2 separate regions of the Mus musculus genome follow, and region 2 is linked to region 1. The links are chromatin loops, found by intact Hi-C in ENCODE. Cell type or tissue: gastrocnemius. All regions are shown on one strand.

Evidence for each region. A loop is a pair of places that touch in the nucleus more often than their neighbours do. Peaks named below come from ENCODE experiments on the same cell type or tissue, not always from the same donor. Only the 100,000 strongest peaks of a DNase experiment are listed, where the experiment ranks them.
Region 2: a loop joins it to region 1, with 5 times the contacts of the local background. A loop is called at or near these places in 21 of 42 quality-filtered maps.

What each region holds. Positions count from the first base shown.
Region 1 is chr8:65,105,766-65,113,765 of GRCm38, reverse strand. It overlaps Smim31 (small integral membrane protein 31), which reads left to right. Exons shown (of 3, transcript NM_001352886.1): 2 at 5,327-5,460. The coding sequence starts at 5,349. It overlaps Gm39184 (a long non-coding RNA gene), which reads right to left. Exons shown (of 3, transcript XR_870474.2): 3 at 3,900-4,190. Among named protein-coding and RNA genes, the nearest start is that of Gm39184, 5.6 kb to the right of the region's middle. In gastrocnemius, a CTCF peak has its summit at 3,163 (motif pointing right); a DNase peak (open chromatin) is centred at 3,163.
Region 2 is chr8:65,014,155-65,022,154 of GRCm38, reverse strand. Trim60 (tripartite motif-containing 60) reads left to right here and starts at 3,467. Exons shown (of 2, transcript NM_153097.2): 1 at 3,467-3,697. Trim61 (tripartite motif-containing 61) reads left to right here and starts at 3,467. Exons shown (of 2, transcript NM_001177551.1): 1 at 3,467-3,697; 2 at 7,255-8,000. The coding sequence starts at 7,548. In gastrocnemius, no CTCF peak of the experiment used is centred here; no DNase peak of the experiment used is centred here.

The DNA of each region.
Region 1 (8,000 bases):
GGAATCCCTGGTCACTAGGGAAACTCAAGCACAAGAAGTGTATTGATAAAATCTCTAAGAGACAATTCAATGATTGCATGACATTGGAGATAACTGTGTTATGTAATGGGTTAGTGCCAGTCTCTGCTTTAACCAAAGTCTGTGGGAATATCTGTGCACAATACAACTTCCTTCCCAAGACCCTTGAAGCTGAGGAAGAGGGCTGGGCAGTAGGAGGCAGAGACAGGGGTAGGACAGCCAGGGCTGCACAGAGAAACCTTGTCTCAAAGTGAGAGGTGGGGGTGTGTAGGGAGAAGAAGGGGGAGTAGTGTCACATGGGATTGAGGGCAAGGGGTGTTGGTCATTTTTTGAGGTAGCCAACCATTAGAATTCCAATACCAAAACTATTCCTTGGTAACCAGAAAGTTTACTTATTTGCCCTGGGTTGTGAACGAGCCCTTTATTTGAACTCTGGCAGATGTCTTCTTCAGGTGAAGGCATTCATTTTACCAGGGACTCCAGCCCTCAGTGCATACACACAGCCCTCACACAAAGAAGGACAAGAAGGATCTGCTGGACATCAGAGAGAGGCAGAGAGAACAGGAGAGTGCCAAAGGAGAAGGGCACTCCCTCTGATGAGAGGACAAGGGTGGGAAGGAGAGCCAAGCCCTCCCTGCACATCACCGGTACTGTTGAAACTGTGAGGCCTTTTCCAAATTTCTGTCTTATTCTCTGGCTGAGGTGCTAACAGGCCACTGACTGCCTGATCTTGCTGACATTTCTGGACATATCTACAGCACACATTTTCCATCCCCGTGAAATTCAGATTTTTACACTGAGTTGCATGTCCCTGGACTTCTTTCATCGATGACCAATCAAATCAAGGAATACTCAAAGAATTATTTATTATAGGCTGTGTATGTAGCTCAGTGGATAGTGTGACCAGGATTTGAGCTCCAGAGTCCCACACACCAAATATAGTTGTGTAGACCATGACCACAGACAGCACCCAGGGAATGGAGGCAGGAGAATCCGCAGTTCAAGGTCATACGCCCTATATAGAAAGCTTGAGGCCAGCCTGGGCTACATGAGATGCTATCTCAAAAGAAGAGACAAAGAAAGAAATTTTTGCTACAAAGAAGTCATTTTTTTAAGCCCTCCCAACATGGAGGTGAACAACAGAGAGCTGTTTGTGGGGCTGGACAGACAAATAACAAAATCTAGTGGATCAGTTCTTAAGGCCAGTAAAGTAGGGTGGTGGAGAAGTTGGTTTGGCTTGTCAAGTGCTCTTGTAGCCCAAGCTAGTCTTCTATTACTAAATACGCAGGTAGCCCTCACCCTTAAGAGAAGCTGCAGGGAACTCGTGGTTCATTCTGCATCAAGTATCCTGATTTGCAAACTGTGTAAAGGCATGTGTTTCTCTAGTAAGCAAGGAGACTGATAAGATGGGCACATGGGCACAGGCCCTTGAGCACTCCTAAGAAGCCCCGCCCTCCTCCGGGCGTGTCTGACCCATACTGCTTTGCTTTTGCATCAAGTTTCCTTACTACTTTGCAAAAGAGAAAAGAGAAAACTAAAGATTCCACAGAACCAGTGTGGGTGGTACGCAATCCAAGAAAAAAAAAGCCACTGTTTTTCAAGTGTGCCTAAAAGAATTTCAAAAATGTGGAATGATAAGGAAACACCAGAAATAATACAGTGTGTGTGTGTGTGTGTGTGTGTGTGTGTGTGCATGTGGTGTGTTTGTGTATATATGTGTGTGGTGTGGTATGTGTTTTTGTGTGTATATGTGGTATGTATATGTGTGTGGTATGAGTGTATGGTATATTTTATCCTGTGTATGTGGAATGTATATGTGGTATATGTGGTATGTGGAGTGCGTGAGTGTACGTGTGTGTAGTAGGTATATATATATATTGTGGTGTGTGTATGTAGTATGTGTATGGGGTGTGTGTTTATGTATTTGTATGTGGCATGTGTATGTGGTGTATGTAGTGTGTGATGTATATATGATGTGTGTGTATGTGTGGTATGTGTGTTGTATGTGTGATATATGTTTATTGTGTGTATATGGAACATGCATGTGACATATGTGAATGTATGTGTTTGTGTATGTAAGTGGTATGGTGTGTGGGTGTTATGATATGTGTTTATGTGTGTATGTAGGGTGTGTGTGAATAAACACACTGGAAACTGAACCCAGGACAGCAGGTATGCTAACTATACATTCTACCACTGAACTGTGCCTCCCCCCCCCCCCAGCCTGAAGACAATACATGTTGACTAGTTCTCACATCCAGATGATGGTGGTAAGAGCTTCTTTTGTGGAATTAAGGTCATGGTGGTAGAGAGTGCCTGTTCATGGGCTCTTTGCCCTCAAACCTCCAACAGACCTAAAGGTTCCTCCTTGAGAAGTCAAAAGCGTCTGACAGTATCACCCACCTACTGTGTCTTTTCACCCAGATTTTCCCTTCTCAACAGAAACAATGCTACTTTTGTGTATTGTTACTAGAATGACAGCCTGAGGGATGCTGGCACAGAAAGAGCCCACTGTATGTGACCTATGTCCAGAAAACATCCGTGATTCCCTCCATCCTGAACGCCTACACTAACATCAGTGTTTCACCTAAGGCTACAACTCAGCTGTAAAGCACCTGCCCAATAGACACAAGGTTCAGCCCCCTAGCCACTAAGTAAGCAAATAGATAGACAAGTAGAAGGTTATATAAAGCCAGGCATGGAAGCACAAACCTAGCACGGGGAAAGCTGGGGCAGGACAAACATAACCAGTTAAAGGCGGGCCTGGGCTATGTGACACGACCCTGACTCAAAACAAACAAGCTAAAGTGGGTTTTTATTTTGCTTTTGTTTCAGGGTTTTGCTTTTTTTTGGGGGGAGTGGGGGGGTTGTTTGTTTGTTTACTTTGAAACAAGGATTCACTCTGTAGCCCAGGCTGGCCTAGAACTCACAGAGATCCACCTACCTCTGTCTCCTGAAGCTAGGATTAAAGTCCTGCACCACCACACTCAAGCAAGAGTGTTGTTCCAGGCATGGAATGAAGCTGGGGGGTCTGTAAGGTCATTTTACACTAGTACGTGGTATCACACAGGCAATCATGTGGCATCCCTGAATTCAGTCCTTCAGTCACTTCCATCTCTAACCACCTGCATGCAGATGCCAGCAGGTGGCGCCAGACTTCTCTTTTCTTGCCTCCTCTGTTTTCCTGGACAGTGGCAATCAAAATAAATTCTGGTTTCTAGGGCTCCATAGCAGGATTAACAATCTTCACAGTCCGTGAAAAACAGATGTGATCCATCTCATTTCAAAATATTAATAAGTTACAAGATGTGCATGACCGTGTTTCTCTGCTGACCGTGGGATTGACATTCTCCACACTCAATTCACACAAGTCTGTGAGATGGTTTTAGTGGTGAGCCTCATATCCTTCCCGCTTGAATGAGCCTTGGGGTCCCCTCTGCTCCCTCACTTAGCCAATAAAAAGCCCTCATTCTCCTGTATGCCCTTCAAAATGAATCCTGTGATATTTCCCAATTACAATTTTTCCTTCGATCTTCACTTTCTTACCAGGGGTCAGGGAAATGACTCAGCAGTAAAACACTGCCCAAGACTCATGGCCTGGGTTCCATCCCCAGAACTCACAGAAAGATGGAAAAAGAGAACAGAACCCACAAAGTTGTCCTGGGACCTTCATACACACACTGTGGCTTGCACACATGCACACACACACATACACACACACACACACATACACACACATACACACACACACACGCACACGCACACACACACACATACACACGCACATACACACACATACACACACACACACATGCACACACACACACATGCACACACACACACACACATACACACACACGCACACGCACACACACACATACACACACACAAGGGGTGGAGGGAGAGGGATGAACAGACAAACAGGCAGAGACAGAGAGACAGACGGGCAGACAGATAGACCTAGCCCAGAATTCCACCTAGAGAATGTGTTGAGATCATTTGAATACCACACTCAGAGGAACCTGAGGCCTTAAGAAAGAGACTGACAATTACTTCCTCACAGAGCAGATGAAGGACTTGAAGTGAGTTGTGGTAGGAAGATGTGGCCACTCTTTCTGTGTCTTCAAAATTCTTCTAGGCTCTTGGCAGTGTTTCAAATAGTTGGCACTTGTCTAAAAGACATAAAAAGATAGTCAGCAATTGTTCCAAGCAAGATACTGCAGCTTTGTGTGTGTGTATGTACATGTGTGTGCACACACGCACCTGTGTATACTAAGGTGTGTGTGCATGAGCTCTGACAGATCAAGGACACTGAGTCCTCCTCTATCACCTGCCTCCTGCTGCATTTACAGTGCATCTCACTGCACCTGGGGATAGACTGTCAACCAGCAAGCTCCATTGCCCCTCCTGTCTATAGCCACAATACCGCTGGTGTGTGCACAGCCACATTAGGCTTTTTTCTTTTTTTAAGATTTTATTATTTTCAATTGTTCGTGTGTGTGTGTGTGTGTGTGTGTGTGTGTGTGTGTGTGTGTACAGGAAAAGACAGAAAAGTCGGGCCCTGAAGCTGAAGTCACAGGCAATTAAGAGTCACTCCACTAGGTGGATGCTAGGAATCACCTCAATGCATACTCTTAACCACGGAGCCATCTCTCCAGCCCCAACATGTGGCTTCTTGCAAGGATTCTGGGATCAAAGCTCAGATTCTCGTGCATGTTTGCCGAGTGCTTTTACCTCCAACCCTAGTACTATAGTAATCTTTCTGTTTCTTTTTAACATTTATTTATCTTGATTTTATGTATGAGTGTTTTGTCTCTGTGTATGTATGTGTACCATGTGCAAACCTGGTGCCTGAGGAGGCAGAAGAGGGCCTGGGATCCCCTAGAATGACGTTAAAGACAGTTGTGAGTTGCCATGAACGTGCTAGGAACCAAATCCAGGTCATCTGTAAGAAAAGCCTGTGCTCTTATCCACTGCGTCATCTCTCCAGCTCCCTTGTCTTGGCTTTTGTTTATACACTTGTTTGGGGGTTGGGCTGGGCTGGGTTTCTTAGACAGAATGTTGGCTCTATAGACTATACTGGCCTCAGCTCACACTTGTCCTACCCTGGCCTCCCTAATACTGAAATAACAGCCATGTGCCACCACACCTCGTCATACTTCATTTTTACCAAGGCAAAGTACATTGCGCTGGGTACATGGGTATTTGGGTAAAGCCTTACTGCACATGTGTTTGATTCTAAAGTAAATATTGCTGGGCAGTTCACTGGATCACCGTGTTCTAAGCCAATGTTTGTTTCCTACTGTAGGTGAAAACACCGTTAGTCTTCCATGGAGCTACCATTCACCAACTTGGAGGTGGCGTTCATTTTACTGGCTTTCTTCATCTTTTCCTTGTTTACTCTGGCTTCCATCTACACCAGCCCTAATGAGAGGAATGAAGGTAAAAAGAAAGGGGGGGGGGGGTGCTTCCTGGATGCTGGTTTTTTTCTTCACAATCATCTTTCTGTACAGCTGGATTTGGTTTCATTTCTACTCTGCGTATGAGAATGAGTCTGCTGGGTGATGTGCGCACGTGTGCGTGCGTGCGTGCGTGTGCGTGTGCGCGTGCGCGTGCGTGCGTGCGTGCGTGCGTGCGTGAGGGTTCATTTGGGAAGGATCAGCATTAGGAGTCTTAAAACAGCTTCTTCTCAGGTTCTGAAAATGTAGCTTAGTCGCTGCTAGGGCTGCAGGCCCAGCTGATGTGGTGCCTACCTAGCATATAGGAAGCCCTTAGAAGTTCATACGCTCTGTGCAGTGGCATAGATCTCTAATCCAGCCCTCTGAAGGTAGAAGCAGGAGGACCAAAAGTTCAAGATCTAGCCTGAAACACAAAAAACTCTGTCTTAAAAATTAATTAATTTTCATCAAAGCTCAAACATGCAAAAAAATGTATTTTAAACCCAGTATCATGTTTTTGGCAGTAACAGCAAAAAAAAATTTTTTTGGTTTGGTTTGGTTTGGTTTTGGGTTTGGTTTTGGTTTTTCAAGACAGGGTTTCTCTGTGTAGCCCTGGCTGACCTGGAACTCACTTTGTAGACCAGGCTGGCCTCGAACTGCCCAGCTGTAACAGCAAATGTTAAGACAGAGGCGTATCATCTAACTAGTATGCTAGGTAGCCTAGGTCCCACCAAGATTTATGCAGAATCAATGATAAATTATACATGTATATATAAACACATCCCAAGGACATTTTCCATATTTATAGGGAATAAAATAAACTCATAAACAAACAGTGCTTGTAGATTTTCGTTTTTGTTTGTGGTGGAGACAAGGTCTCACTATGTGGCTTTGACTGGCCTATAACTTATTATATAGACCAGGATGGCTTTGAACCCTCAGTGTTCTTTACCTCCCAAGTGCTGAGATTAAAGGCATGAGCCAATAAGCCTGTCTGTCTTTGTGGTGATTTGTTTTGTTTTAATTTTTTACGTTTTGTTTATTAACGTTTTTCCAGCATGTATGTAGGTATTCACATGCAAGCCTGGTGCCTGAGAAGGTCCAAAGGGGCATTGCACTCCCTTGAACTGAAATTACGGATGGTTCTAGGACCCTGAATGGGAACTAGAAACCAAGCCCAGGTTCCCTGCCCCACAAGAACAGCAATTGCATTTAAATTCTGGGCTATCTCTACTCCTCCTCCCCTTGTTTGTGTGTGGGTTGTTTGTTTGTTCATTTGTTTTATTTTATTTTTTTAGTGGTTTGATAATTCTTTTTTTATTAGATATTTTCTTCATTTACATAAACCAAACCTTCCTCATAGGTTCTTGTCTTTAAGAAGTGCTGGCTATGAAATACATTATGTCTCGGAGACATGCAGTGTTTACATAACCAAGTAGAAACACAACAGACAGCGATTAGAACTCAAAACCCCCATTAAATTGATACTCGGATGACGGCTGACACCCAGAGTGGGAAGCCTAATTGGAACCTATGTAGCCTTGTTCCTGGTTCACAGATTGTTTCAACTATACTGTTTAAAATGAACTTGGCTGACAGACAGGAAAGCCGCACTTACTCTAACCAGATAACAATGTATTTTCTTTACGAGGTGGTAAACTTGGGGCTGGCACAGCCTTCCTGGTATCTTGAACCAAGACTGTTTCTACATTGATTTTCTGTGACCACTATCCTCTTACTCCATGTTATGATCCAATCCAGAAGACTGAAATCAAATTTTGGTCTCAGAAGTCAAACACCAAGTCAAAATTTTGAGTTTACATTTGTGAAGCAATAAAGGTAAAACCACTAATGCTTGGTTGTATATGTATTTATATATACACATCTGTGTGTGTGTGTGTGTATGTGTGTGTGTGTGTGTGTGTGTTCACATGCATGTATGTCTCCATGTGCACACATGTGCACATGTATTTAATTTTTGTTTTATTTATTTATTTGTTGAGGCAGGATCTTATGATGCTATACCCTGTCAGGCCTGGAACTCACTACATAAACCAAGTTAGACTTGAACTCACAGAGATCTGCTTCCTCTGCCTTCTAACTACTGTAATTAATGCTGTGCACCACAGAGATCTGCTTCCTCTGACTTCTAACTACTGAAATTAATGGTGTGCACCACTCCCAGCTTACTTATTACTTTTCAAAATAGTACTTTATACTTTGAGAATTTCACATGTGTGTACAACATCCTTAGAGCACATCCATCCCTTGCTTTCCTCTTCAACTCCCCGACATCTCTCCAACAGGCTCTCTCCCAGCTCATGTCTTCCTCTTCCTTCCTTCCTTCCTTCCTCCCTCCCTCCCTCCATCCCTTCTCTCTCTCTCTCTCTCTCTCTCTCTCTCTCTCTCTCTTCTTCTTCTTCTTCTTCTTCTTCTTCTTCTACTTCTTCTCTTTTCTTTTCTTTCTTTCTTTCACCACTGAGTTTAGCTATATTGCCTATATGTGGATGTAGGGTCATTCAGTGGAGCATGTTCAACTACCAG
Region 2 (8,000 bases), 92 kb after region 1:
TTTGTTTTTTTTTGACTTGGTTTTGTTTTGTTTTGTTTGGGTTGGATTTTCTTCTTCTTCTTCTTCTTCTTCTTCTTCTTCTTCTTCTTCTTCTACTACTTCTTCTTCTTCTTCTTCTTCTTCTTTTTAGGGTTTTTGTTTTTGTTTTTGTTTTTTTTTTTTTTTGAGACAGGTATGTTTTATGTAGCCTTGGCTACTCACTATGTAGACCAGGCTGGCCTTAAACTTACGGAGATCTATCTGCCTCTGACTCCCTGCTTGTATCTTTTAAGGGCATCAAAATATTCCTTTCAGTTTTTTTTTTTTTCATTTTTTATTAGGTATTTAGCTCATTTACATTTCCAATGCTATACCAAAAGTCCCCCATATCCACCCACCCCCACTCCCCTGCCCACCCACTCCCCCTTTATGGCCCTGGTGTTCCCCTGTACTGGGGCATATAAAGTTTGCAAGTACAATGGGCCTCTCTTTCCAGTGATGGCCGACTAGGCCATCTTTTGATATATATGCAGCTAGAGTCAAGAGCTCCGGGGTACTGGTTAGTTCATAATGTTGTTCCACCTATAGGGTTGCAGATCCCTTTAGCTCCTTGGCTACTTTCTCTAGCTCCTCCATTGGGAGCCCTATGATCCATCCATTAGCTGACTGTGAGCATCCACTTCTGTGTTTGCTAGGCCCCGGCATAGTCTCACAAGAGACAGCTACATCTGGGTCCTTTCAATAAAATCTTGCTAGTGTATGCAATGGTGTCAGCGTTTGGATGCTGATTATGGGGTGGATCCCTGGATATGGCAGTCTCTACATGGTCCATCCTTTCATCTCAGCTCCAAACTTTGTCTCTGTAACTCCTTCCATGGGTGTTTTGTTCCCAAATCTAAGGAGGGGCATAGTGTCCACACTTCAGTCTTCATTCTTCTTGAGTTTCATGTGTTTAGCAAATTATATCTTATATCTTGGGTATCCTAGGTTTGGGGCTAATATCCACTTATCAGTGAGTACATATTGTGTGAGTTTCTTTGTGAATGTGTTACCTCACTCAGGATGATGCCCTCCAGGTCCATCCATTTGGCTAGGAATTTCATAAATTCATTCTTTTTAATAGCTGAGTAGTACTCCATTGTGTAGATGTACCACATTTTCTGTATCCATTCCTCTGTTGAGGGGCATCTAGGTTCTTTCCAGCTTCTGGCTATTATAAATAAGGCTGCTATGAACATAGTGGAGCATGTGTCCTTCTTACCAGTTGGGGCATCTTCTGGATATATGCCCAGGAGAGGTATTGCTGGATCCTCCGGTAGTACTATGTCCAGTTTTCTGAGGAACCGCCAGACTGATTTCCAGAGTGGTTGTACAAGCCTGCACTCCCACCAACAATGGAGGAGTGTTCCTCTTTCTCCACATCCACGCCAGCATCTGCTGTCACCTGAATTTTTGATCTTAGCCATTCTGACTGGTGTGAGGTGGAATCTCAGGGTTGTTTTGATTTGCATTTCCCTGATGATTAAGGATGTTGAACATTTTTTCAGGTGCTTCTCTGCCATTCGGTATTCCTCAGGTGAGAATTCTTTGTTCAGTTCTGAGCCCCATTTTTTAATGGGGTTATTTGATTTTCTGAAGTCCACCTTCTTGAGTTCTTTATATATGTTGGATATTAGTCCCCTATCTGATTTAGGATAGGTAAAGATCCTTTCCCAATCTGTTGGTGGTCTTTTTGTCTTATTGACGGTGTCTTTTGCCTTGCAGAAACTTTGGAGTTTCATTAGGTCCCATTTGTCAATTTTCGATCTTACAGCACAAGCCATTGCTGTTCTGTTCAGGAATTTTTCCCCTGTGCCCATATCTTCAAGGCTTTTCCCCACTTTCTCCTCTATAAGTTTCAGTGTCTCTGGTTTTATGTGAAGTTCCTTGATCCACTTAGATTTGACCTTAGTACAAGGAGATAAGTATGGATCGATTCGCATTCTTCTACACGATAACAACCAGTTGTGCCAGCACCAATTGTTGAAAATGCTGTCTTTCTTCCACTGGATGGTTCCTTTCAGTTTTTTTTCTAGAGGTTCTTTCAAGACTCAAATATTTCCAGGTATGGTGATAAGTGCTTTTAATCCCAGCACTCAGGAGGTAGAAGCAGACAGACCTCTGAGTTCAAGGTTAGTCTGATCCACAGATCAGTTTCTGGGACACCCAAGTCTACACAATAAGACCTTGTTTCAACAATAAAAAAAAAGGTTTAATTTTTGTGTTAATGACTTATTTTTATATGTTTGAGTGTTTTGCCTGTATGTGTGTCTGAACCATTTTTCTTTCCAGCACTTTTGGAAGCACAGAGGGCATCGGGTCCCCCAGAACTGGAGTTATGGTTAGCGTGAGCTGCCCTGTGGGTGATGGAAACCCAATGTGGTCCTCTGCAAGAGCAGCAAATGCTTAAGCCATTTCTCCAACTCCAGACACCACATCACATTTAAGCTACTTCACTGTCTTGCCCTCTACTTGATGATGGTGATGGTGATGATGACGATGATGATATAGCCCAGAAGAGCCTCAGGCACTGACTTGCCCATCTCAGCATTTTGAGTTCCCTATGTAGGGCATGTCCCTACTTCCTGATAGTGTCCCCGAAAGACCTCTTTCAGACCTTTGAGAACCCAATTCCCTTGAAGCCAAGACGATTTTACAGGCTCTGCTCAGCCTTGTAAACGTTTTACCCTCAAATTTCTCCAACCATTTCATAACCATCCATCTACCCTGGTGAATTTGAATTTTGGAGTGGGTCATAATTCTGCAGAAGGGTAGACTGCCCCACTTGCTGGTCCATGAAGATGGAAACCTACCCAGGGAGGTGCTGGTTCCTGTTCAGTTACCTCACCTTGCCCTCCAGGCTGTGTGAAGAAGCTTTGCTGCAAAGCTCTCTCTCGTTCTGAGACAATGGGTTTAGCTTTTTTTGATTTTACAGTCGGGGGTTGTTGCTTTGTTCTTTTATATCTAGATATGTCGTAAGGCAATAGATACGCTCCAGCAGACCGCAGTCTTCCCTTGGTGCCCATTAAGGCGTGTCTCTGGGTCGAGGTGATGCACCTGGGCACAATCACCTTCTCTTTAGCTTCGCCTTTTTCTCTGCCCTTTCCTTCACCTGTTTTAGGAAGCTGTGTTGGCTAGATACTCAACTCTAAGGTCTTGGCAAGAATCCTGCCCTTAATTTTAGCTAGTTTAGATCCTTCCCGTTTGCCATGGAGACATCGTTTCTTTTGAACCGCCTCATCTATGTAGTCAAAGGAACAACTCCGTAAGCTCTGGAAGGCCCAGAGAACAAAGATTCAGTGCTTCTCTCTCCAGTTGTACTTGTCTTTTTTTAATGAAAACGGCCATTCTAAACGAAAGTAAGTTTCTAAAACAGCCTGCATGTCTTGACATGGCCAGCTGCCCTCGAAATCAAACCCACTGTAGCAAGACTCGGAGAAGGTGGTGGCCAGAAGCAATTCAGTGATTGGCCAATTAGGGAAGCCACCTGATGCTCTTCAGGAACAAAGCAAGCAGAGAAAGTAAGAGGGGGTATTGGGCATGCGCAGTTCCAAGCCTCGCTCAATTTCCCAAGGAGCTGCCCACAACTGAGCAGGCAGGACCAGCCACAGCAGGAATGGCCCACGTAGGCATGGATGCAGTGTCTGGTGTAAGCTGCACCACCCGCTTTCTCTAACAGGTAAAGTGGGAGCTCTGTGTCTGTGAGGCTTCTGACAGAATTTATGACTGGGTTGAGATGAATTGTTTTTCACCATATTGTTACATAGGCAGTTGTGGTTTGAATGTGAGTTTGAATGTGAGGTCTGTGTGTTTGGACGCTTTGCCTGCAGCTGTGATGCTATTGGAGAAAATGGAGTCCCAGTGGAAGATTGGATTGCTCAGTGGCAGCTCTTGAGAATTTGAAGTCCAACCCATTTCATGGTCATAGTCAACTCCAGTTTCTTCTGATTGTGGGCGAAAGGAGGGTATGTGAGGGTCAGAGGACAGCTTGTGGAAATTGGCTCTTACCTTTCACCTTTGGTTGTTCGTTTTGGTTTTGAGACAGGGTTTCTCTGTCTCCCCAGCTGTCCTGAAACTCATTATGTAGACCTGGCTGACCAAAGATTCCATGATAAACCTGCTCTGTGCCCCGCACCCCAACCCGGTGCTGGAATTATAGATGTGCGACACACCTAGCTGCCTTCCAACATTTTTGTTTTGTTTGTTTGTTTGTTTGTTTGTTGAGACAGGGTTTCTTTATGTAGCCCCGGCTGTCCTGAACTACCTTTACAGACCAGGTTGGCCTCAAAGTCAGAGATCTGCTTGCCTCTGCCTCCCAAGTACTGGGATTTAAGGTGGCTGCCACAGCCAGCTCTGCCTTCCACCTTAAAACATTTGTATTTATTAATTTATGTGTGTGTGTGTGGGGGGGGGGAATGCATGCATGCCATGGTCCAGGTGTGCAGATCAGAGGACCGCTTGTAGTGTGGGTTCTCTTCTTCCACCACATGGCTCCCAGGGATTAAGCGCAGGTTGTCAGGTTTGAAGACAAGTGCTTTAAGCTGTTAAGCCATTTTGTTAACCCAACACCTCAGCTGTTTGGGTTTTCGTTGTTTATGTGTGTGAGGATTTTGCCCACATGTATTTAAGTGCACCATGTAAATGCCTAGGGCCTGCAGAGGCCAGGAGGAGTTGGAGTCCCTAGAACGGGGTGACACTTGTTGTTTTTCTTCTCTTTTGCTTCCACTCAAGAGCTAGGATTGAACCCTCAGAAAACAGCAAGTGCTCTTGTGAGACCCCGACTTAGAGCGTTTCTCCCTGGAAGGTAAAGCCCCTGGATGTTCCCCAAGCTTGTTTTCCCTGATCTCTAAAAATACAGCCAGAAAGACGCTCTTTGTTCTCTATAGCCAGCAAAAAGCCTTTTTGTTTCTGTGCCTTACAGCCAGAGATGCGATAATTGTAATTTTACCAAGGACATCCGGGCAGAGAAGAACTCTCCTCCCAATTCCTCCCAACCCTTCCCAACTCTTCCCAACCCCTCCCAACTCCTCCCAACTCTTCCCAACTCCTCCCAACTCTTCCCAACTCTTCCCAACTCCTCCCAACTCTCCTCCAGACTCTTCCCAACCACTGCCAACTCCTCCCAACTCTTCCAACTCCTCCCAACCCCTCCCAACTCCTCCCAACTCCTCCCAATTCTTCAGCTAGCTGTTAAAAGCCCCCTATTGTCACCACTCAGAGTCAAACTCCCCTGCCCTGCACAGTGCGAGGATTTCGTCCTCAGCTAGCTGATAATAAAACCTCTTGCAGTTTGCATCAGGTGTGGTTTTCTCTCAGGTCATTGGGGTGCTGGCCAGCTCATCCCGGGACTTGAGTGGAGGCCCAGCTTCGGGGGTCTTACACTCTAAACTGCTGAGCCATCTCTCCAGTCTGTACCCCCGCCTCCACACACCCCATTGTTTTCTGAGGCAGGGTCTCTTGTTTCTTCTGATGCACAGAGTGCTATAGGCTTCCCGACTCTCAAGCTCTAGCCAACCCTCCTGCTTTCACTTTCCATCTCACTGGGAGGTGGGATTATAAATGGCAGGCACTGCATCTGTATGCTGGGGATTGAACTCAGGTGGTCTGGCTTGCCGTGCAAGCACTTTTACCCACTGGGCCCTATACCCAATCTGTCATTTTTATTGTTTTAATGATTATTTTTATTTAAGAAAAAATTTAAACTTTACATGCACGGTGTTTTGCCTGCATGTATGAGTGTGTGAAGGTGTCAAATGTTGGAGTTACAGACTGTTGTGAGCTGCCATATTGGTGTTGACAATTGAACCTGTGTCCTCAGGAAGAAGAGGCCCCTGGTGTTCCCAACACTGAACCCATTCTCCAGCCCTGACTGGTATTTTTGTTTATAGATTCTTGGTTTTGCTTCTTTGAGATAGGGCCTCACATACTTCAGACTGTCCTGGAACTCACAGACAAGCCAAAGCTGTCTTGAATTCCTCATCATCCTGCCTCCACCTTCCTACTGATGTAAATGTAGAGGTTGCAGGTCACAACCATTTTTTTATTGTTTTAAATTTTTATTTATTTTTTTGAAGCAATGAAAAACTGGGTAGACTGACCTGGTGGTCGGTCTAGAAGGCCTAATCCCCAATCCTCTTGTCTCTACCTCCCAAATCTGCAGTTACAGGAATGCACCACTAAGCCTGGCTTACAATGCTGGATTTTGTGTTTTGTTTTGTTTGATGTTGTGTTAAATTTGTTCATTTTATTTTATGTGTATAGGTGGTTTGCTTGAATGTACGTATGTGTACCACAAGTGTGTCTGCTGCCCCCGCCCCCCCCCCAATTCAGACTACCTGATGGTTGATCAAAAACTTCCTTTCTAGACAGTTCAACTGACAAGAAGGACAGGAGACACTACCCTTTAGATCCTTCTAGAACACACTCGTGCAGGACAGACAGACTTTATGGCCACACTCCATGGTCCCTGGGTTCTTGAAGTATTCCTTACAGGCAGGACGACGAGCCTCTGCTTGGAGATCGACCAGCCCTGCAGCAAGCTCCATTGAGCCCTGAACAAAGGTTGTGGGAGAAGACACATTGATGCTGTAAGGCCCGGCCCCCTAGAAATGGAGTTATAGAACCATGGCCCTCGGAAGAAGAGCCAGAGCTCTAACCACTGGGCAATTTTACCTGCTTGTGTTGCTGCCTTTCCTTTTGTTTTGATTTTGATTTTTTGAGACATGATTTCTTTGTATAGCCTCAGCTATCCCACAACTAGCTCTGTAGACCAGGCTGGCCTCAAACTCATAGAGATCCTCCTGCCTCTGCCTCCTGAGGGCTGGTACTAAAGGCATGTGCCACTACTTCCCAGCATGTGTGGTGCTGTTTTGTTTTTGCTTTATAACTTAATTGTGAGTTAAAGCTCTGCAGGAGAAGTGCCCTGTATTTCCCTGTATTGAAATACCTTCAGCCCCTGAATTTTTGCCCATTGATTTTTGCACTCATCAATTTGTATTGATATTCATTTAGCGCATGTGTGAATATGTGTGAATGTGTGTGCTCTCGAACAAGTATGTGTACATAAGCATCGTCACGGAGGTCAAAGGGCAAATTTCAAGATTTGGTTCCTTCCACAATGGGGGTCTCAGGGACTTAACTTGATCCCATCTGCACTGGGTTCCTATGTGGGTGCTTTAATGCACTGGGGATCACAAAGCCTGCTTTTTAAACTCCTGTCTCTTATGTCACCCACAGGAAGGACTTAGTTCCTTGGATGTGAGGCACCTTACTTCTATTGACTTCAGGTCACTGAGCTGGGAAGGCAACAGCCTTGTTGAAATGTTCTGATATACAGTCGTCTGTGGGGGCTGGACTCTGCCATCTGACTCCGGTGCTAAGGCACAAGGGACTAAGCAAGTTTTCAGAGACCATCATCAACAAGGCAGTGAAGCTAAAAGCTGGTCGGTCTTCCAGAGCTAAGGGAGGACCAGAGAGTCAGGCCTTCTGGAAGCAGTGTGTCCTCTCCCACAACCTTTGTTCAGGGCTCAATGGAGCTTGCTGCAGGGCTGGCCGATCTCCAAGCAGAGGCTCGCTGTTCTGTCTGTAAGGAATACCTCAAGAACCCAGGGACCATGGAGTGTGGCCATAAAGTCTGTCTGTCCTGCACCAGTGTGTTCTGGGAGGATCTAAAGGGTAGTGTCCCCTGCCCCTCTTGTCATTTGAACTGTCCAGGAAGGAACTTTTTGAGTAATCAGCCACCAGGTGAGTTCACCGAAGTTGCCATCTTGCCCCCTGAAAGAACTAGCAGGAGTGGAAGGCAAGAAGGAGAGCATCCATGGGAAAAGCCACAACAGGTTTCCTGTCCACTGCGCAGCTTCCCCCCGAATCACTTTGTTTGGCCCGTGGAAAATGCTATCGTCTGCCACAGGAAACAAATTGACTGTTACATTAAGCTGTGGAGGGAGATGGTGGAGCCAATCCAGAAAGCAATTAGCACACAA